Regions from separate parts of the Mus musculus genome. Here all the other regions are linked to region 1. The links are chromatin loops, found by intact Hi-C in ENCODE. Cell type or tissue: left cerebral cortex. All regions are shown on one strand.

Region 1 (8,000 bases):
TGCTTAGATTTCTCAGAGCTCACTACTTGGGGCTTGCAGAAGCATAAAGAGTCAGTTTCTCTGTAAGATGTTTAACTGCCCATGAGCATCTGGTGATATTATATTACGTGATGGCTTTACAGCATAATCGTTCATGCATGCCAAGGAAGAAATTGATCATTAGGGGATGGAAATCCTAGTTAATCTTAATTAAATAGTTTCTTTGAGCTCATGAGCTTGATGACTTCCTGGATTTAATTTTTTAAAAAATTGTTTGTCCTGGTAATGAAAAACAAATACTTGTAAAATGAAACGTATGTATGTATGTATGCATGCATATATATACACATATATATATGCTTAAGGGGACTGTTGAACTTCATGGCCTCAAAATTTTTCCATGTTTCAAAATTACTAGAGAATCTGCATTTAGACAAATCTCAGTGAAATCTTTGCTTAGTTAAACATGCAATAAAGTGAACAATATAATAGTGTTGGATTCGGTTCAATAATTTGAATTTTTTAAAATATCTTTCAGTTAAATTAAAAATAATTAATGCTCAAAAAAATCATGGATATAAACATTGTTTATATTAAAGTTTGGTGAAAAAATATCAATATCCTGACAATACATGCATGGGTCAGTTTAATGACCTCAAAATATGCTAATTATTACATATTTTATGTAAGCTTTATTTTCCAAAATATACATGATAATTTATTAGGAAATTGTATTGCATATCAGACACTGACAATGTTAACTTCAATAAACAAGATTAAAAAACATAAAGGAAACATCCTGAAGCAGTTTACCTAGGAAATGTTTACATCAGATAATAAAAATAATGATCTAACAAGGAGAAAAATGAAGACAATAAGAGAAAGGGAAATAGAAGAAAGACTAAATGTGTCTGAGCAAAGAACTTTGTCTTCAAATGAGTCATTAGTGGATCATTGTGACATACTGACCTGGATGACCCCTGTGACAAGCAGGGACAGTCAGCTACCAGGGCCTAGTACCAAGTTAATACAAACTAAATTCAGGAATTAAACAGTGAAAGGGGGCTTTTCATATGACTTTAAATACACAGCAAGTTGGATGTTCAGGGAGGTTTGCATATTTTAACATTTCAGTGGCCATCCAACACCGTCTGCCAGGGTACCTACAGTCCGTCTGAGACACACCAGGCACCTGAGTACTGTGTGCAAAGGAGGCACAAATCCCCAGGGCAGGTGCTTCACAACCTTGCAGACTCCTGTTAACCTCACTTCATTTTTTCCTTCAGATCCCAGTTGTCCCTGCTTTGGGCACAGATGGACTCCCCTGAGTTAGGGAGAGCGCATGGAGAAAAATATAGCACTTGAGGCTATAGGTCATTTATAGAGACTAAAAGCAAGACAGCAAGGGGTAGCATGAGGGAAAAATAAAGGCTTCCTGGGGATCGCCCAACCCCCATCTGCTTAAGTATTTGATCCTCCCAAATATATCCGTGTACCAGAACACAGGTTGTATGTGAATACATCAAGAGAAATTTATCTAGCACTTAAAATGGTCACAGATCAAGAGAAAGGGAGGCATGGGTGGCTATCATCTAAGCTTCACTCACATGAGTTGAAATCATCCCAGTTTCTCTCCATGGAAACTGGGATGTTGCGATTCTGCGGCTGCCTCTCACTTCATAGACAATGATGCCTTTGGTGCAGACCCCCAAGGCCATTTTCCCTTCTGGCCTCTTCTTCTCTGGGGAAACACGGTGAACCAGGACTCCATATTCTGGAAGTTGCTGAACAATCTGGAGGGAAGAAAAGGCCAATTTAGGACCTGTGAAGTCGCCAGTTCAAAATGATGACCCTTGACCCCTTGTGTGAAAAAGGTCCATCATTGCTAATCAAGGTGAAGAGGGATTCGGCTAGACAATTCTTTCTTACTCTGGAATATAGCTACACCATGGATATGATGACATTTTTTCCTTCTTTTTTTCTCTTTGAACCTAAAGAACTCTTCATTTGCGGAATCCCAGGAAGAGCATCTGAGACACATATCTTTAATATAGGACACTAGGATATAAAGATGGTGAAGAGGTGTTTCTTAGGATTCAGACTCTTTTGGAACATCCCCAAGTCAAAATATGGATGCGGCCATATGTATGTGGTTCGATTTAAGAACAATAGCTTCAATTTCTTTGTACTACACATATCAGAACAATTTACTGCTAGTGGGTAGGATGTTCCAGCTTTTACTTTAGTAAGCTTAGAGAAAAATCAGAAATACATTCTCCTATATCTGAGAGACAAATCATTCAATTGATCCAAGTAGTGAGTCTAAATTCCTTGGAGGCAGGAATGGGGATCTGAATAGAAGAGTCTGCTTGATTCCAAGAATTCACTCTCAACAACTAAAACTCAGAGCATCCCTAAAGACTAGGAACATAGATAAATACACATAATGTTTTCTAGGACATCTTCAATCTGTTAAAAGTAAAACACTGTACCTGTCTCCTGTCTCCCACGGTGCCCTTCCTCAACCCTTCTACCATGGTCCCCTGCTCCCCCAGCAGCAGAGAACAAAGTGAGATTGGAACCAAGCCATCCTAACTGTCCCTTGCTGTCCTGCCACCTCCCCGGCACTGAAGAACAAAGCACATGCAGCACCTGGGGATGCATCCATTACTCATTAGACGCTGAGTAGAAAAACCACAGGATGTAACCAATGTGATTCCAACATTGTTTCTACATAAAACATCCCAATCCCAATGCCTAGCCCAGTGGGGACAGTTCAAGCACTCAGGACGCCTGGAAAACAGTGGGCTAACCTTGAACAGGTTGTTCAGGGATTCACACACTCCCACAGCTGTGGATCTGCCAGACTGAGGGTGGTGTTAAACAGTGCCCACACTGGGCTGCTGCCAAGTCTGCTGCCAGTGGGAGGAAATGAATTGGCGGAGTACAGCATCCGTGAACCAAGCCTCAGGCAGCCACCTGAGAATAATTTCCTCTTTTTTAGGAAGAGAAGAGCCTAGAGGAGCTATAATTAACTATCTAGTGACTCTCTGTGGCTCAGCAGCCATGTGTTAGGCTCTGTGGCTCTGGGGTACTGCTGGTATTGACATCCTGGTTAGAGGGACAAGAAATACCTAGGAGGGGTACAAGATGCCTCCACAGTATGTAGCCTCAGTGGTTAAACTGAGCACTGCCAACACTGGTGTGACCCCACATATGAGATTCTGCCCCTAATAAATGAAACAGAAATACAGCCAATGATAGGTACAGAAAAAATACTAATTTCAGTATTGCATATTGGAATTATTTATAAGGCATGGAATATAGTGCTGAGGGAGAATATGTGTTGACTCAAAGTACATTTTCAATTCTTTTGCAATGCAGGGTTATATGAATACATAGAAGTACTTAAGTAATATATGCCGATTTTAAATGCATATATACATATAAAAATACATATAGAAGTGTGACTATATCGAAATGCAAGTGTGTTCATTCTCTGAGGTGTCGTGACAGGGAAATGCTTTCTTCACATTTGGGAGAACACTGACAAACTCAAACTGTGATACGGATGCTTCACATGGGTGCAAAGCTAATTGTTTTCAACACTCTGTATGGAGAACAGGCAGCCTATGAGTTAGTCACTATGTCAGGCCACCAAAGGAAAGAGTAGGAGCCAGAGTGTGTCTCAACATGAATGAACATTGCATGCAAATGATCGAAATCTGCCCAATGTTTTTTGTGAAGCTAGGAAGAAAAAAAAAACCCTTCAGCCTTAGGCTTGTAAGATGGTAGCTATTTTTACAGTCACTTTTCATGGATCTGTCTACAAGTGGAGGGAGAATGAGACCGAGCCCTCACATGAAGCTCAGTCCTGAACAGGCTGCAAGCACATTCACCCCACAGTAGTGACCTGCAGGGTGAAGTCCTTGATCTCAGCTCAGTTCTCCAGCTCATGGCTGCTCATCATCTGAAGACTTTGAGGTCTCCATGTGTTCCTCACCAAGGGAATGTTCTTGACAGGGAACATGTATGAGGCTGGACTAGGGGGTTTAGGGAGTGTTTCTGGTGGGACTTAGACGCTGCCCCCCGTATTAGGTGTTGGACTCATCTTCCTAGGTGACTGGCCAAAAAGAAAAGGCAAAACCCTGCTTTTCCAGTGTTTATCTCAATCACTTCTCTTCTTAAAGGCAAAAACAAACAAACAAACAAACAAACAAACACATGGAGAGAATATTTTGCCCTAAGTTAGAAGGCTTAGATACAGACACATGTACACACCCTGGCATGTCCTTTTGAAAGACTATTCCCCAAATCTGAAGGTCTAGCTACATAAACCTTTTTTAGAGGATCCTCCCCATTCATATGCCCAATGCTCATGTTCCTGCAAAGAGGCTACTCCTGTCTCATCTCACTGCTCACTGGCATTGGTCCTAGTCTCTCTGATCATCTATCACACTGTGCCTACCCCAGATACACAGTTGTCATCCCAAGACCTGGGACCCACCAGTGATAGGAACACGGGGGGCTTGTCTCCATGCCCCACAGCACCTGGCCAGCAGTGATGGGAGACAGTGGAGGGAGCAAAGCGGTCATGGTCCTGGTATTCTCCAGTGTGTGAGACAGATGTGCTATGGCTTTAAGGTGAGGAGAGAGGAGGAAACAGAAGGGAGCTACACCCAATACGGCTGTGCTGACAGGGGCCCAGAAGGCTGCACACAAGGAATCTCCCGACAGCTCTGCCCAGCTCCTAGCCTCATTCTCTACCTCAGCCATCCTCTTTCTCATCTGTGAGGTCTCCCTGTCCACAGGGAAGTGCCATGAATGCCCCTCTAAGGTCAAAGCTAGGCCTCATGACACCCAGCTACACCAATAGATCCTATCCCTTTGAGGGGTAATTTCTTTTTCTTTTTTAATTAGGTATTTTCCTCATTTATATTTCCAATGCTATCCCAAAAGTACCCCATACCCTCCCCCCCCCTTCCTTACCACCCACTCCCACTTTTTGGCCTTGGCATTCCCCTGTACTGGGGCATATTAAGTTTGCAAGTCCAATGGGCCTCTCTTTCCAGTGATGGCCGACTAGGAAATCTTTTGATACACATTCAGCTAGAGTCAAGAACTCCGGGGTACTGGTTAGTTCATAACGTTGTTCCACCCATAGGGTTGCAGATCCCTTCAGCTCCTTGGTTATTTTCTCTAGCTCCTCCATTGGGGGCCCTGTGATCCATCCAATAGCTGACTGTGAGCATCCACTTAATGTGTTTGCTAGGCCCCAGCGTGGTCTCACAAGAGACAGCTATATCAGGGCCTTTCAGCAAAATCTTGCTAGTGTATGCAATGGTGTCAGCGTTTGGAGGCTGATTATGGGATGGATCCCTGGATATGGCAATCTCTAGATGGTCCATCCTTTTGTCTCAGCTCCAAACGTTGTCTCTGTAACTTCTTCCATGGGTATTTTGTTCCCAATTCTAAGAAAGGGCAAAGTGTCCACACTTTGGTCTTTGTTCTTCTTGAGTTTCTTGTGTTTTGCAAATTGTAACTTATATCTTGGGTATTCTAAGTTTCTGGGCTAATATCCACTTATCAGTGAGTACATATTATTTGAGTTCTTTTGTGATTGTGTTACCTCACTCAGGATGATGCCCTCCAGGTCCAACCATTTGCCTAGGAATTTCATAAATTCATTCTTTTTAATAGCTGAGTAGTACTCCATTGTGCAAATGTACCACATTTTTTGTATCCATTCCTCTGTTGAGGGGCATCTGGGTTCTTTCCAGCTTCTGGCTATTATAAATAAGGCTGCTATGAACATAGTGGAGCATGTTTCTTTCTTACTAGTTGGAACATCTTCTGGATATATGACCAGGAGAGGTATTGCGGGATTCTCTAATAGTACCATTTCCAATTTTCTGAGGAACCGCCGGACTGATTTCCAGAGTGGTTGCACAAGCTTGCAATCCCACCAACAATGGAGGAGTGTTCCTCTTTCTCCACATCCTCGCCAGCATCTGCTGTCACCTGAATTCTTGATCTTAGCCATTCTGAATGGTGTGAGATGGAATCTCAGGGTTGTTTTGATTTGCATTTCCCTGATGATTAAGGATGCTGAACATTTTTTCAGATGTTTCTCAGCAATTCGGTATTCCTCAGGTGAGAATTCTTTGTTTAGCTCTGAGCCCCATTTTTAATGGGGTTATTTGATTTTCTGGAGTCCACCTTCTTGAGTTCTTTATATATATTGGATATTAGTCCTCTATCTGATTTAGGATAGGTAAAGATCCTTTCCCAATCTGTTGGTGGCCTTTTTGTCTTATTGACGGTGTCTTTTGCCTTACAGAAGCTTTGCAGTTTCATGAGGTCCCATTTGTCAATTCTCAATCTTACAGCACAAGCCGTTGCTGTTCTATTCAGGAATTTTTCCCCTGTGCCAATATCTTCGAGGCTTTTCCCCACTTTCTCCTCTATAAGTTTCAGTGTCTCTGGTTTTATGTGGAGCTCCTTGATCCACTTAGATTTGACCTTAGTACAAGGAGATATAAATGGATCAATTCTCATTCTTCTACATGATAACCGCCAGTTGTGCCAGCACCATTTGGTGAAAATGCTATCTTTTTTCCACTGGATGGTTTTAGCTCCCTTGTCAAAGATCAAGTGACCATAGGTGTGTGGGTTCATCTCTGGGTCTTCAATTCTGTTCCATTGGTCTACTTGTCTGTCGCTATACCAGTACCATGCAGTTTTTATCACAATTGCTCTGTAGTAAAGCTTTAGGTCAGGCATGGTGATTCCACCAGAGGTTCTTTTATCCTTGAGAAGAGTTTTTGTTATCCTAGGTTTTTTGTTATTCCAGATGAATTTGCAGATTGCTCTTTCTAATTCGTTGAAGAATTGAATTGGAATTTTGATGGGGATTGCATTGAATCTGTAGATTGCTTTTGGCAAGATAGCCATTTTTACAATGTTGATCCTGCCAATCCATGAGCATGGGAGATCTTTTAATCTTCTGAGATCTTCTTTAATTTCTTTCTTCAGAGACTTGAAGTTCTTATCATACAGATCTTTCACTTCCTTAGTTAGCGTCACGCCAAGGTATTTTATATTATTTGTGACTATTGAGAATGGTGTTGTTTCCCTAATTTCTTTCTCAGCCTGTTTATCCTTTGTGTAGAGAAAGGCCATTAACTTGTTTGACTTAATTTTATATCCAGCTACTTCACCGAAGCTGTTTATCAGGTTTAGGAGTTCTCTGGTGGAATTTTTAGGGTCACTTATATATACTACCATATCATCTGCAAAAAGTCATATTTTGACTTCTTCCTTTCCAATTTGTATCCCCTTGATCTCCTTTTGTTGTCGAATTGCTCTGGCTAGGACTTCAAGTACAATGTTGAATAGGTAGGGAGAAAGTGGGCAGCCTTGTCTAGTTCCTGATTTTAGTGGGATTGCTTCCAGCTTCTCACCATTTACTTCGATGTTGGCTACTGGTTTGCTGTAGATTGCTTTTATCATGTTTAGGTATGGGCCTTGAATTCCTGATCTTTCCAAGACTTTTATCATGAATGGGTGTTAGATTTTGTCAAATGCTTTCTCCGCATCTAACGAGATGATCATGTGGTTTTTGTCTTTGAGTTTGTTTATATAATGGATTACATTGATGGATTTCCGTATATTAAACTATCCCTGCATCCCTGGAATAAAACCTACTTGGTCAGGATGGATGATTGTTTTAATGTGTTCTTGGATTCAGATAGCGAGAATTTTATTGAGTATTTTTGCAGAGGGGTCATTTCTAATGCAACCTATTACCAAAAGTCTCTCCATGTTGCTCAGGTCCCCTCTGGTCCCCAGAGATGGCTGCAGAGAGAGCCACTGCCTACATTCCCTGATATCAATACCTCTCTCAAGACCCCAGAGGCCTCACCTCCAAGAACTCCAACTCAGCATCCTCTCCCCATGGCGCAGAACTGAGCCGGTGCATTTCTGAGACTTCTACTTGGACCCGGATTGCTGTCATCCTC
Region 2 (8,000 bases), 60 kb before region 1:
CTGACAAATGGAGATTCTCCAGATACTTAAAAGTTACACTCATATAAGAATTTAACAAGGCCTAGGAAATAGGGGGGTTGTGGTATTGCATTATTCATGAGAAGGTCTGCTAAGAGCAGAATCCCCTGGTGCTAGCCTTCATAAGGCTCAAAGGAATAGCACTAGGGTGTGAAATCCTTACCTGTCATTAAGCTGCCCCTAAGCAGAGCTGCTTTATCTTTACTGTAAACATTTACCTGGTTCCTGTAAGTCCTCTTAAAGTCATTCCTTTGTTTTGTATCAGGTAACTTCAATGTACTTTGCCTGCTGTGACTCCCTACCCCTTTTATTTTCTGTACTATATAAGATTGGTGTTCACTTTGTGTCAAGACATTCAGATTCTATATAACCTCTCCTGTGTGCATCTGTTTGTCAATTTAATCCTACGCTTTGCCCACCTGCTCGAGAGACCCATTCCACACAGACACAGGGACCCAGAGGGTCTGCGGCACCAAATTGCTCAAATTCCAGCATGAGGATTTTTATTTTGATTAAGGGATCTTGGTTGGTTGATTGGGAACAAGCCTTCAAAACACCACACTGGGGAGATTGAGCTGGAGACAGCAGTCACCAGTCCAAGGAGGCAGTTGTGCTTCTGGAACACCAGGCTTTGCCATCTCTGCTGCTAATCTGAATACCCCGACTCCTGTTGGAATGTCCACTAAAGACTAAGCAATGTCTACTGTCTGCTGAGATGGAATTCATCTATTCACCCCTCACAAGGGCAAGAACTGGTTGCTAAGATGCCCTCTCATTCCAAGCTATGGGTTAGAAAGGACCCTAGTAGGTACCCAGACCCAGAACCTCAGGATCCTAAGTTATTTTTATTTTGCCTGTAAAATATTTTATGTAATAGTCATACATGCATAGAGCTATGAACCTTTCCCTGCTCTGCTCTCCAACAATTTCTCCTTTATTCCTCTCATCATATTTTCCTCTCAATTTCATGTGCTCACTTTTGTTTCTCTTGAACACCCACTGAGTACATTTAGTGCTCTTAATAATCTTATTGGTATAGACCTATATACCTGTAGCATGAGTAGTCTCTGAGGGTCCTCATCCTTGAAGAAAACTGACTGCCCCTCCACCACAGCCATAAGTTGCCAATAGCTCCTTCATGCAACCCATCTATGGTGGGATTTTGGCTGGCCTGATCTTGTACAGACCTTGTGTGGGCAGTCACAGCCTCTGTGATTTTATGTGCATAACAGCACTGTCGTTTCCAGAAAATACTGACTTGCTACAGAAATCTATTTCCTCTGACTCTCACAATATTTCCACCCTCTTTCTGGATGATCCCTAAGCCTTGATGGCAGGTAGTATGACATAGATGTCTGTGGGTCCACATTCTGCCCTGCCACTGGGGTGTGGGACACAGCCACTGAGAAAGCGAAATGCATGGAGTGTTTGACTGCTTCTCCCTGTACCATTTGGGTGCTGGACTTTAGGGAAGGGCTGAGACACTGCTCAGGGGGTAGGAAAACACAGTCTAAGATAGGGGAGGCTGAAGTTGGGGTTCCCTGACTCTCAGACACCCAGTCACTGCTGGGGTGTCACAGGAACGAAGGATGGGGGAACCATGAGCCTATGAAGAGGCCGGAACCATTGGAGGCCCACAGGCTGAGGATGACAATGAACCTAGGCCAGGAAAATGGGGAACTCCAGCTTGAGCTCATTGGTGAAGGTAGTAGCAGTTGTCTAGAAGTGCAGAGAGGCCTTCTAAGACTGCAGCTCTGTAAGCGAAAGCCTTATCCATGCTCCCCACAGTGGTTTCAATGGAAGACAGTCCGTGTTTATCCATAGCTTTTATTGACTGTTCATCGTGGCAAACAGATGTATATCAACTCATTAGAGTGGACTAGATATTAATACCTTTTGCAGGGAGAAATGTCCAGGAAGGGAAATTTATTGGCTAAATTCCCAGGGCCTCTGGGTACCTCATTAGCATGGAGAACTCCGTTCTGGACCTATTTCCTTGTGTGGGAAGTGTCACATTTCCTTATGTGGGAAGTGTGGTATATACTCCAGGCCAGGAATCTGGCAGGGAGCAGGGAGGCACCTCGGGTGGGTGGGAAGGAACCCGAGAGCCTGAGTGCTGGCGTCTCAGATCCTCTCTATCTTACCAATTTTCCTGGCATGGTTCATTGTCCCACAAAGGTCCCATTTAGAGCTAAGCACTCCAAAGTTACTTATTCTCTGCATGTGACCAGTTGTGGTCTCTGTATTTATTGCCATTTAATGAGGAATGAGAGATACACTAATCTATGGCTCTAAAGATAAAAACTTATGGATCCGTTGATCACTATGTGTTTGGTCCAATTTGGCCTTGGTTTGGGCCTTGAGGACAAACCTGAGCCTGGCTGGATTTTCAAGACCTGTTATTCACTTGAGAATGACTCAGCACGACCTACTGCCCTGAATGAGACTGCCTCCGCCTAACTACCACTGATGTATCAATTTCTTATAGGCCCCATGATATCACCCTACACCCCTCATCATCTCACTCCACCCCATATGTCATCTCACCCCATACTTCTATCCCCACCTCCTTGCACTGTCTATATAAGAAAATTGCTGCCACATTAAAGCGAGTTCCTGCTTTGACAAGACTCCCGACCTGGTGTGTTTCTTTTGGGCCATCAATATTTGCCATCCCGCTCAGCCCAGAACAGGCCGGGTTAGACCAGGTTCTCTCCTCTCACCTGGACCTGCCTGCAAAGAGCCGACAACTATGTCCATTCAGCAGAACAATAGAACTAAATTAGATATAAGGAAAGAAACCTAATTGGATTTAAAGTCTGTATCACACAATGAAACCTATGCCTGGGCCAAATTTCCATAGCTGGCATAGTTCTTCTTCATAGTCTCCAAGGCCCATGCTTAAGCTCAAGGTCAGAGCTTTCCAGAGCTTAGAGCCTAGAAAAGCAGGTAATAAAAAGCAAGAAATACTGACACAAACCTAAGGATGGTAATAAACACCTTTAATACCAGCATTCAGGAATTCTATGCAGAAGGATCAAGAGTTTGTAGCCAAGTTGGGGAAGAGATTCGCTGATAAAGTACATGCTGTAAAAGTATGAGGACCTGGGTTCAGATCCCCAGAAGGGAAGTGAAAAGCTGGACACAGTGGCACATGTTTAAAATACTAACACTAGGGGTGGGTGTGGAACTGGCAGGTCCCTAAAGCTCATAGTGAAACTCCTGATCTTGAATAAATAAACAAACAAATGAATGAATCAACAAAAATGAGTGAATGAATAAATACATGAATAAATATGGAACATGAGCTAACACCTTCTTCTACCTTCTATACATGTCCACATACATGTGGGGACATCTACATTAATAATTACATACAACATATATCATACACACACATCACAAAACACACACGCACACACGTGCGCGCACACACACACACACACACAGTGTGGGAAAGAATGTGTCTTAGGGTTTTACTGCCGTGAACAGACAACATGACCAAGGCAACTCTTATAAAGGACAACATTTTAATTGGGACTGGCTTACAGTTTCAGTCCATTATCATCAAGGTGAGAATGTGGCAACATCCAGGCGGACCTGGTACAGGAGGGAGCTGAGAGTTCTATATCTTCATCTCAAAGCCACTAGGAGAAGACTGGCTTCCAGGCAGCTAGGATGAGGGTCTTAGAGCCCACACCTACCATGACACACTTCCACCAACAAAGCCACATCTACTAATAGTATCGTTCCCTAGGCCAAACATATTCAAACCACCACAGTGTTTGTGTGTGTGTGTGTGTGTGTGTGTGTGTGTGTGTGTGAGAGAGAGAGAGAGAGAGAGAGAGAGAGAGAGAGAGAGAGAGAGAAAATGAGACTGCGACTCAGGCAGGCTAGGCTACAGAGTGAATCCCAGACCAGTGTGGGAGCCTGTCATAGGAGAAGAAATGGGAAAATAGAAATAGTGACACAGAAACAGAATAATCCCCTGAGTGACATTTACCATCCACAGCACCCCTGGTGCGAGCCTCTGCTTGGCTGCTCAGTTTATTTTGGGATGGAATTCTTCACAGCCAGAACTAAATATGAGATGATGAGAACCATGAGCTTAAAAGAAGCTGTGTGGCCTCTCTGTGTGCTGCTTTCTTCCTGCCCGGCTTTGAGACACTTGCCATAAAAGACTCTATAAAAATAAATTGAGCGAAGTCTAATTTCAATAAAAGTCCCAGCAGAGACTGAAAACCATTTTATTTAAAGAACAGGAGGACATGCACTTCCCTCGCCTTGGATTCCTGGATGCCTAGTCCCTGAGCCTGGCAGATGGCAGATACCCCATGAATATAAAATGATGGTTCCACTAGGTGGCGACTAACCCATCTACAGCTTCAATGTACCCATTTCTCTGCAAGTGGAAGCTCAAGGAAGGAAACTGTGGGCTTTGCCTGGAGATTGCCACATGAGGGCCTGCCACAAACTCTTGCATATCCACATCCAGTTCTACATATTAACTATAAAATAATGGTACACCACAAAGCTAAATGCACACTGCCAGGTTCTAATAGACACGCTGGACTCAGGGCTTTTGGTCCTATGAGTTACTACTTGGTCAGAGCCAAGCCTTGTGCTTTATAGAGGGAATTCAGATGTTGCCAATTTATTGTCTAGTATTATTTAAACTTAACAGAGTGCAACTTCTTTGTGTTATTCTCCAGTGTCATTCAAACTTGCCCTAGTGTCTTTTTTCCCCCACTGGGCTCTTGCCTGTAACATTTCGGGCTGGTCCACAATGTACCCAGAACAGTCCCATTTCAGCATAAGGCTCACTCTGGCTTACTAATTGCTAGGCCCCATTCTGTATTCCTACCTGTGGGTAAGGGAGCTCTGTAGTCTTGGCCTTTCTCCCTCCTTTCTCCTTAGACACATGCCCTACCCACCAGACTCAGGTTCTGGCACCTCTGCAGTTGTTCAGCAGGTCATTGAGTTGAGTAAAAGATACTCATTGGTTTCTCAGGTATCACCCTGCAGGAAATCACATCTAACTTTATTGCACATGGCCTCCACCCGCTGTGGTAATCACTCACCATGAGGTCTCCAGCAGCCACTGCAGGGCAGAGCTCCTAGATATTTGGCTCAGAAGCTCAGTCATATAGTCCCAAAGACCTGGGTTCTCTCCATCTTCCTGCTCTGGCCTTCATAACACTGATTTCGTTTGGCTGACTCTTAACATTAGTTCTACTCTTCAGGTCCTGGGAAGGCCATCAGAATTTACCCAGTGGGGTGCATAAATAACTACTTGTAAATTGCTTCTATAGATTTCATAGAGGAATGTTTCTAAAACACCCACTCCTCCAAATACCTATATGTCCCCTGAATTAAATACAGTGGTTCATTCTATCACCACCAAGAGGCATTTCTCCGAGGGCCGCCAGCCAAGCATATCCAACAGGAAAAAGAATGTCATGATGCTGAAAAGACCATTCATAGTCTATTCTATCCCTAGTCAGAGCACACTGGCATAGAGAGTAGAAGCAGAAAGAATTTGGAGCCTGTTGATCTTGAACAACTTCTTACCAAAAAGGAGGGTCAAGGGTCAGTCAGCCACAGGTGAGTCTAAAATAAGCAGAGGATTACAGCATCCATCATTCCCGCTCCTGCTCCTCCGATGGCCCTCAGTTGTGCCTACTTAACCTCACATCCAGGCTCCTACTGTTGCTCTACAGTTGATCAGTGTGTGCAGCACATCTATCTCTAGATTCCTTTCTACACAGTCTCTGGTAGACAAAACCATGGCTCTTGTTTCTTTGAGGCCTTAGTAATCACATTCTCTGCAAAAGAGTACAACACAACCTCACCTCTATGATACTCTGCATCTTGGGAAATCTCAAATCCTAAGTGTGTAGAACCAAACCTATCACCAAATAGATTATTCTTCAATAGTCCCTGCGTTAGTCAGCTTTCTGTTACTGTAGCAAAATATCTAAGACTATCTGCTTCAAAAAGAGGAAAGGTTTATTTAGACTCTCACTTTGGGAGGTTTCAGTCCATTATCATTTGGTCTGACTGTATTTGGGCCTGTCTTCCTTTTGCCAATTGTTTCTCTAGTGCATAAAGCCGATTACTCTCTCCAATATGAATTCTCTAACAAACAGCAACTGAGAATCCAAGCTTCTTCACTCATAATCCGCCCCACCCATTGGCTCCTCCTCTACCTCAACTTTCCACTGCCCCATGCCCTATAACACATGACTCTCCTCATTCAAGGTTCACCCCTCTGGTTAGGGTAGACAACTTCTTTTAAGTTTAAAATGTACCTGTTGTTTATATGATGGTTTGTGTACCATCATTCTGGCACCAAAGCTGTGGATATAATACTATTTCATGTGTTCGTATTTCATCTCCTCCATAGCAAGCAGGATCCCCATAGATATCCATACCCACATTCATCATCTCCTTAGCCTATGTACTGAGTGCTCAAAAAAATATATGTCAAGATGAAACAGATACTGGTTTTCCAATATTCTTTTGGTTCCTTTTATCTCCATGATTGCATTCTGCAACAGGCCTCATGTAATAAAGAGAAAGAATTGCTTTAGATAATTTTAATTTGTGAAAAACTGCTACAAGTACCACAGTATTATGTAGACAGACTGGTGAGCAGTCATAGGCAACGCAGATGCAGTCAGTCGATGCAGCTGACTGGCTTTGCCCTTGGGCTATATAGATCTGTAGTTTTCTTCGGGACCCATTCAGACAGAATAGGGGGACAGCCATGGAGTAGTTCAAGTAGAGTTTGGAATTTCCTCACTTCGTTTAATTAAACCTTTTTGTTTTGAAATAAACAACACAGAGGATCCTCTCTGCCCAGTTTGCCCAAATGGTAGCATCTTGCAAAACTGTGATACAATACCACAATGGTGGATGGGTTGTAACCCATCCATCCTGATCAGGTCCTCTCTGATTTTTTTTACTCATGTGTGCTAAATGCCATATAATTTTCTCCTCACAGAGATGCACACAATCACTATAATACCACAGCCAATATTACAGGGTAGTTCCATCATTGTGGGGATGATCCCCTGTTGCCATCTCTCAACACACGCCTTCCCACTCTCCTCTCTATCCTCCTTAACTTCCATCTCCCTTTTCTAGAATGTTGTCATTTTAAGAATCTTGTCCAAATGGCATCAGACATTTTACTGTCTTTTGTCTTACTCAGCATTAAGTTTTTGGAGTTCCATCCACCTGGTTGTGTGTACTAATGGTCCATTCATTTTTATATGGGTTATCAATCTTTGGCCATTTATTTGTTGAAAGGCACAGTTTTTTTTCCTGGTTTTGTGCTACTACCAATAAAGCTACCATGAATAATTATATAAATGTAAACTTTAATTTCTCTGGGATAAACTCTGATGTGCAGTTTCTGAATCCTGTGGTCATTGCATATTTGGTTTTCTAGGGTGTTTTCCAGGTGTTCCTGGATTAGGTTTCTAACTTAGTCTTAGCAGCAGTGTAGAGGTAGTGCAGTTTTTCTACATCCTTGCTAGCTTTGGGTGTTGTGTGTCTGACTTTATTTTGCCATGCAAAATAAATTTACATGTGTAGATATATAACTTTAGTTTACAACTCATGGAATTCAGCATATTTTCATTGTTAATATGAATCTGTCCAGTGTCTGCAGAGAAATGTCTACTAATAACATGTCAATTTTCTATTTGGATTTCATTTTTACTGTGGAGTTTTGAGAGCTCCTTTTATATGCGAGGTACTGGCTCCTTTGCCGAGTTTACAGCTCCCTCCTTTCGTGTTGAGACCCATCCTCAATCCTTTGACCACAGTCTTTACAGGGGAAATGTTTCAAGTTTTTATTTTATAGATCATTGAACATACGATCTCTCTGTCAAGTCCTAGGTCTCAAGGAGTTTTTTCCTTTTCTAAAACTTTCATCCTTTTGGAGTTACATTTAAGTCCATGACTTGTTTTAT
Region 3 (8,000 bases), 140 kb after region 1:
TTTGTGTCATGTATATTTATATTGTCAAACCCAGGTTCCACATTGGAAAGAAAACATGCAATATTTATCTTTCTGAGTCAAAATTATTTTATTTAACTTGATAATCTCTAGTTCTATCCATTTTTCTGGCAAATGACATAATTTCATTCTACTTTATAGCTGGCTAAAACTAATTTGCATACACATAAACCACTTGTTGTTGTTGTTGTTGTTGTTGTTGTTGTTGTTGTTAGAGACAGGATCTCAAAAAAGCTAGGTCTGCCTGGCTGGCCTGGAACTCCCTATGTAGTGCAGACTAATGCCAAACTTCCCCAGCACTGCGTGCCTCTAGAGTGCTGAGATTAAAGACTGCCACCGTACCCAACCTTACCACATTTTCTCCGTGCTTTTTTTTTTTGTTGATGGCCATCTACACTAATAGTGTATTTACTGCTGTGGATAGTACCACAATAGAAATGGGTGTGCAGATAGCTCTGCTATTGCCTGCCTTAGGTGCCTTTAATGGAATTCTGCTTTTTGGGTTTTTTTGAGGAACCAGTAATTTCTATAGTGACTATTATAATTTACATTTTTACTCTAATATGTATGAAGCTTCCTTTTTTTTCCCCCCACATCTTTACCAGCGTTTGTTACTTTTGGCTTTCTTGATAGATGGTAGCCATTTCCATTGATGTTGGATAGAATCTTGGTACTATTTTTGTGTGTCCCTGATGACATGTGGAATGTTGATATTTTTTTTCATACATTTATTATCCATTTGTATTTTTTTGATAATTTCCTGTTCGGATGAAAAATAAATTTTCTATCTATTGGTTAGGTAGTTGGTTGGTTCTTAGTATTCAGCTTTTTGATAATGCTTTTAAAGTTGTAAGAATATTGAAATAGAAGTATGTGTGTATCCCAGACTAGCATCAAACTTGTGATCTTCCTGCCTCAGTCTCCCAAGTACTAGGATTACAGGTATGTGCCATCCATGCCTGGTCTCCAGCAAAGGATACTATATAAACAAAACAAAACAGAAATACCTTGAACTTCAGGAATTACACAGATGTTTGAGAAGTTCTTTATATTTTTTCACAGAATTACTTTTATGTAATTTTTCAAAGAGTATATGACTCAAAAGTGATAGATAATGATACCAAACAAGTCAGAATCACAAGCAAGAGCATTGTGTCTTTCCGCAGGCAAATCTGTCGTGCAATGGTCTGCTGGGATCCATGAGTCCTAGGAAGGGGTGTTGATGCTGACACCTGCTGTAGGCTACTTGGAAGGATCTGAAGCTGCTGCTTCTTTTCCTTCAGTAAAAATACCCTTCTGTCCCATTCTAATTGTAAATGCTGCTTTGGTTATAAATCTTTCTAATTACAGCCTTGTTGCATTAGGACAGAACCCAGGAAGTAGAAGGAAGGTATTGACCTCAGGTCTCACTTTGACAGAATTAGACAAGGGTCTGTAAGGCAGAGTGCTGTGTGGCTGATACACTCAAGGCAGGGGCTGGTTTCTGACAACAGCTGCCCTTTAACCAGCTGGGACAATTAGAGCAGAGAGCTTAGCTTTCTATCAACATCTATCTGTGGTCGAAGATCAGTGAATTAATTGCTAACACCTATGAGTCTGAAGCTGACACTCAGATCCTCTGCCATTGCTATCATTGCAAGAACCCAGCTTGATGCACCTAACAGATAGAAGCTTTGACTTAAGGACTCATGCCTGAGAGTCACTTTTCCTCTTCTTTTTCAGAACTGATATACAAGGAGGTAATGGATTTGGAGGAACGAACTAAGAATGGAGTCATAAGAGGGCAGCCGTCTCCTTTAGGTTGGTTACAATATAAACCTGGTTGTGATTGTGCCTTGCATCTTGTGTTATAATCTTCAGAGGCCTGGAATCTGCAGTTCTTCCCATGCTCACTCAGTTTGGTAGTTAAATTTGAAAGCCATGACACACTATTGTCTTGATGCATTTGCTGATTTAAAGCCAGTTTTCATTGACACCACAGCCATGTCTTTAAATAAGAAAAAATCCCTTAGAGTTCCTTATTCTTTGCTTTGAAAAGTCTTCAGTTGGAATAGATAAAAACTTCACCACAAAATTTGCTAAATTTGCTATGTGTGCCATCACGTTCTGACGTTCTTTTTAGTACGTTAGTCACACTTGAATACAAGCTTCTGAGGACCTCTTGTCTCTCAGTGTTCTGCTCATCACTGTACAGAAGGGGGACAAGTGCGTCAGCAGAGTCCTGCCTGCTCGGCTTTAGCATCTTGGGGCCCTGAGCACTACACACTGTTTTTGTTCTGTATATGTATTTTTGAGAACTTAAGTTCTTGTACTTCTATTTAGTGAGCTTATGGCTTGAAAGTTGCTCCATCTTGTTGAGATGCTTTAACATGTTCTTCCCTCTGAATGAGGCTTCCCCCTTAAAAGGATTTCTGTCTCTCCATAGGTTTTCCTGGTTTTTGAGCTTTTTCATTTTTTAAATGCATGAAATGCTTGTTCGATACTGCTTTTTCACAGAGAAAAGCATTTTCTCTCTGTTTAGTAAGTTTGTATTTGTTTTTGCCTGGTATTTACCTGGGTCAAAGTATGCCTGAGTTTACCTACTAGGCTGTTTTGGTTACCTGGTAAGTGACACACTCTCTTGTAGACTGGCCACTTGGTTCAGGTCCCTCCTGATCAGATGCTGGTCTTTTTTTTTTTGGTTTTTCGAAACAGGGTTTCTCTGTGTAGCCCTGGCTGTCTTGGAACTCACTTTGTAGACCAGGCTGACCTCGAACTCCACCTGCCTCTGCCTCCCAAGTGCTGGGACTAAAGGTGTGTGCCACCACTGCCCGGCTTTTTTTTTTTTTTTTTTTTTTTAAGATGCTGTTCTTTTGTGTTGGCTTCTACTTTGTAAGATGGACCCAGGAGTATCACTTGAACACTGTGGTTTTTGTGAGACTATCAAAAGTAATTTTCTATACTATTTTAGTTCTCAGGCTGTTTTTAGTTACTTGGATCTTAGAGATCTTCTCTCCAACAAAATGAAGTGTAAGCAGTTTTGTATGTACTCTCAACTCTTTTGGAACACACCCTGAGGCCCATTTATGGATCTTGCTGTAGGGCCATTCTCCATGTTACTTGGATTTTAACTTCTTGTCTTAAACTAAAAATGCATTATGGAAAGGAAAACAAGTATAGGTTTCTAGACATTTTCACAATTCTCCCTTCGTAGTTTGTGTGCATAAGAGAACATTAGTGCTGGGTTCAATACGATTCAGCAACCCGTAAGCCCAGGAGAAGTCTATAGACCCTGAAGGTAGGTAGCACAGGCCAGGCAGCCCGGTCTGCAACTCTCTCTGCAACTGGTTTGCTGTTTTGTTTCTCATAGCACAGGTGCAGCAATGATCAATGGCTCTCAGCATCCATCGTCTTCGCCGTCTGTCAATGACATGTCTTCAATGTCCACAGATCCGACTTTGGCCTCGGATACAGACAGCAGTCTAGAAGCATCAGCTGGACCTCTGGGCTGCTGTAGATGACTACTTGGGCCTTGGGTGGGTGGGAGGGATGGGGAATTGGTTAGTCATTGATAGAACTGCTTTAAAAACAATTCAGTGGTCATATTTTTGAGTGATTTTTCAGAAAATGTAGAATTCATTTTGTAGTAAAGTAGTTTATTTTTTTTAATTTCAAGTGTTGTAATTTAAAACTTAAGTTGTGTTTTTAAACAGCAACAAAACTGTATTGTATTTTTGCTGTAATTAACTGTATAATGTAAACCTAATTATTTTATCATGGTTTAAATTTTGCATATTTGCTTTATCTTATGCTGCTGATTTTTTTACTGAATTTGTAAAATTTTTGTTTATCAAAGCAACTATTATGTGGTGACTTGCATATATCATGAATTATTTAAGATGTTTATAAGTTTTTTATTAGAATTTATTTCAGATGTTTGTTCATGATGCTATCCTTCAGGGTTATGTGCTTATCAATGAAATAACCCCAGAGGAATAAGGGAAAATAACCTGTAGCCAGTTATATTCAGGAATAACTACTGTAAATGATGAACGCATCAAGAAACCTCCAATATTTGCTACTTGCCAATCCCAACTTAGTTAAAACAATTGGTAGGCAACCTTACCTAAATTTTAGCAAACACCTTATCTAATGGCAGAATAACTCAGAGCATGTCTTTAAAGATGCTGGGCACATCCTTCTCCATTTTGAATCTCCTACACCAACCCAAGAAAAACTTAAACTAAGGAATGTGGTATATTCTGATCATCTGTGGCATGCTTAAAGCTTTTGATCACACAAAGTTAAGAGGACACTTCATGAATCTACATTTCCGTGGAGATCAACAGATGCTTCCCCTGTCCTGGCTACGAGCCTGCTTCTGTAGACACTGAGTTAATCTCCTCAGGCTGTAGGTCCTGGCATTGGCCACGAGCCTGGACTTTCCCTGTTGGACAGCTTCTGGCCTCTGGCCTTTCCCAGTTCCTGTTCCTTAGCGGGTCAGTCTGTTGAGCACCAGTTTGTGGTGTTTCTGGCCATTTGATTCTACCTGTAGCATTATCCTGTTTCTACTAGCTGTCAGGAGGTTCCAAAGCCTACTTAAACTTGTGTAGGTGACATTTAAATGAGCAATATGCCGTTCATCTGAAAATAGTAGCACACAGCCATATGTAGGATGTCATTTTCTAAGGACTGTTTCTTCACAGTGAGCAGAGCAGGCATAGTGGTGGTTCTTTCATCTGAGTCTTTGGTTTTTTATATCTGATTTCCAGTATGGACGTTGAGTAGTGTAAGAATGGTGCTGCTCCTGACAAGTGTGTGTTAACTGTTTACATTTTATATCTGCAGAATCCTTTCTCTGTAACTGAATTTTCCTAAGTAAAATGTCATCAAGGTCTCATTATTTCTGAAATGATGTCTATAATGCCCAGGCACCTTTGGTATTATCTGGAACAAGAGGGATTTCATGTAATGAACTGGGAAATGCATACTTCATGAGCTGCAAGGTTGTAGGAAGGAGCCCGGAGCCCCTTGGAGCTCACAATCAGCAGGAGTAAGAGCGGGCACAGCTTGGCAGATTTCTGAAAGGTTGCTTAGCAGGTTCTTTTGTTTTGGTTTTTGGATTTTTCTTCTTTTGGTTGCTTTTTAAAAACATTTAGTGTACAATTACTTTCAAGTAAGCTATTTTAAGTCTTGTTAATGTGCAATACTTAAGATTAAGATATTACCTTTTTAAACATAGCAAGTTTATCAAGATTTCTAGCGTCCCATCTTTTAGTGATTCCTTTTCTATATGTACAACATGGTGCATTTATTTTATTAGACAAGTATGAATTTGAGACTGTTACGCCTCTTGGTTCTAGAAATACAAGGTTGAAGTCAGGATTTTAGCAGAAATTGGAGCATGAGTGTGTTCTTATTTTATATTAGTTTTGCATCTAACTGGTTTTGGTTTTGCCGTGATAAAATGTGTCACTATTGCACTTACCAGCTGATATGCTGTAGTTAGTTTTCTGTGTTTGTGTTTGATTGCTGAGAAGCCATCTTCTTCATTCAGATTTCGGGTAAGTAAGGAATACTAGTTGTTTGATTGTCTCATCTGTTGTAATTGCCAGCTCCCACTTGCCAGCAATCATGTTTCAGTTAAATTTAAAAAAAAAAAAAACAACAAGCTCTCAATGCTTAATGTAAGCTGAAATACCTAACAGAGTATACCTAAAAGCAAGGTCTGTTTGTTAAACATGTGCCCAACACATTAAGATCCACTGTACACACACACACACACACACAAAACACACCACTGTGTTTAAATCTTTTAACATAAATCCTACTGGTACTTTTAGAGTCTTAAAGCATCTTAAGTATTTTTTTAAGAAATTACAAATAACATTTCTGTCTATCAGTACTTATTAAGCCACCCTATAATTTGACTTTTCAATTATATATACTTATGATACCCATTGTCTTACTGTCTAAAAGTTGTTTAGCTGAGAATTAGCATTCCACTTCATGGTTTAGGAAAGAGAGCCTTATTCTTCCTACATGTCTTCCTGGTTACAGGTCTCGTACCCACTAATACATAGTGACCATCTGTAAGATGAGCATGTTGTTGGGATTGCTTTGTTATAGAGCATCTCACTCTTTAATGCTATTTGCTAGTGGTTTTTACTGTGTCATGCCATGCTGCTGATTGCCAAATCTCAGAAGAGTGCACACCAGAAGCAAAGGCCCAGTGTGTTCACACCTGGCTAGTAAGAGAAGCAGTAGTCCCCACCAATACAGAGAAGCTGGTTGTGTACAAAGCTTGCCTGTCAGCCTTATCCCTCAGTTCTGAGCTCATCTCACTTTGTTACCCTAAGACGTGGAGGTAGAAAAGACACTTGACAGGATAGGATGAGCAGTAGGCAAGGGAAGCTGTTTCCTGAGTTACAAAAAGAACTTGGTTTACATTATTGGCCAGTTTCTGCCGCACACATGAAGACATCATCAGTGTTGCCTCAGCGCTAGCCTGCACGGCATTTTGAGATTGAAAAAAAAAACCAACAACATAGTATATTTTCAGAAATACTGTTGTAGTTTGTGAGTGTTGTTCATTAGTCACTCATTAGTGTAGAGTGGATGCATGATGCCCCATGACCCCAGTAAGTCTTACCAGTGAGTAGAATACCCAGCACCGTCTCTCACCCGTAGCCCTCTTCAGCATTGCCTCGTGGCTTGTTGCATTCTAGTGTGCATATTCTAGTGTGCATTGTGTTTCTACTGATCTCTTGGGTGTTTCCTGTGAACCACAGGAGGCACATTTGTCCTAATCGCACGAAAGAAAGATGAAAGAGATAAGGGCATTGAAGCAGAAATGTGTGGTTTGGGGTAAGATAGGAAAATTGTGTCCTAATTAATTTCAAAGTAACTGCTCTTAGGCAAATTGCTTTTAAGGGGAGTCTAGTAAGCAACTTTCTGGGCACTTCTGGTTTAGATTCTCTTCATTACTGAAACTCCTGAGAAATATTACCTGTGGATTAGTTTTGCACAATGTCCTATTCTCACAATGACTTAAAATTAAACTAGGTTTTTATTGAACTACCTCACACTGATTTTCTATGCTTTCCCAAGTAAGCTGTAGCCCTTACTGTTTGACCTTTACTGAGTGTAAATTATAAATGTGCGTTGAATACTTTCTAGCCACTGTTCACAAAATACCAGTAAGCATGTGAAGTGCAAACCTTGCGTCAGTAAGAGACAGTCCCGTGTAGTCTTCCACTGTGTCTGGGGAATTGTGCTGCATACGCTTATTGACATCCTCACTGTTTTTGTAAGAAACCTGCTCGAGATACCAGTCCATGCTTTACATTTTACAGAAGGAGAAAATCTTAGTAAATTTTACGAAGAAATACATTACTTTTGTAGGCCCAATATTTGGTATATTTTTGAGAAGCTGTTAATCTTATAGCGGAATGATGAAGTTACACTGAAGTAGCTGTCTGCCTGGACTGTGATGTCTGTTTTCTCATTACGGTTTACCCTGTTAATAAGGTTTTAAACCTCAAAACATAGGATGATAATTAGATTTTTTCCTCTTTCCCTGTACATGTCATTCCTTCATCCCGCCCCTTCCGTGTGCTCTCCTCTCTTCTCCTCTAGACAAAACAAATGGGCACTTTGTAGGGAATGCTGGGATCGTTACCGTGGGTTATCGTTCATGCCCTAGTCATTCAACATGCACCACTGGGTGTAAACAGTGTTATCTAGTGTGTCAATTGGTTATAATATTTTAAATAAAAAAGAAAAAGTGGTATGAAAGTAAGAGTTCTTCATTGAAAGCAAAACAAAATTGTGTTTTTTCCTGGTGGTTTTAGGGTTTCCTGTGGACTGAGGTAAGGTTGTTAGTAGGGCAGGTGTCTTAGGTTTGGATTTTATACACATTGTCATCCCGGTTTTAACTGCTGGTGTATGGCTTGATCTAGGCTTACTGTTCTTATGTTTCAAATCACTAGAGGAACTTTAAG

The links. Hi-C counts contacts between places; a loop is a spot of excess contacts. Peaks named below come from ENCODE experiments on the same cell type or tissue, not always from the same donor. Only the 100,000 strongest peaks of a DNase experiment are listed, where the experiment ranks them.
Region 2: a loop joins it to region 1, with 4 times the contacts of the local background. A loop is called at or near these places in 3 of 42 quality-filtered maps.
Region 3: it touches region 1 in a loop (2.0-fold over the local background); 4 of 42 quality-filtered maps call a loop at or near these places.

What each region holds. Positions count from the first base shown.
Region 1 is chr14:33,516,601-33,524,600 of GRCm38, reverse strand. Frmpd2 reads right to left here. Exons shown (of 30, transcript XM_017316244.1): 13 at 7,904-8,000; 14 at 1,587-1,772. Among named protein-coding and RNA genes, the nearest start is that of Frmpd2, 37 kb to the right of the region's middle. In left cerebral cortex, no CTCF peak of the experiment used is centred here; DNase peaks (open chromatin) are centred at 2,884 and 3,628; H3K27ac peaks cover 2,057 bases.
Region 2 is chr14:33,576,244-33,584,243 of GRCm38, reverse strand. No RefSeq gene overlaps it. Among named protein-coding and RNA genes, the nearest start is that of Ptpn20, 9.0 kb to the left of the region's middle. In left cerebral cortex, a CTCF peak has its summit at 4,387 (motif pointing right); DNase peaks (open chromatin) are centred at 2,028, 4,115 and 4,288.
Region 3 is chr14:33,377,692-33,385,691 of GRCm38, reverse strand. Mapk8 (mitogen-activated protein kinase 8) reads left to right here. Exons shown (of 12, transcript NM_001310454.1): 11 at 1,741-1,818; 12 at 3,373-7,794. The coding sequence ends at 3,518. Among named protein-coding and RNA genes, the nearest start is that of Mapk8, 65 kb to the left of the region's middle. In left cerebral cortex, no CTCF peak of the experiment used is centred here; a DNase peak (open chromatin) is centred at 4,613.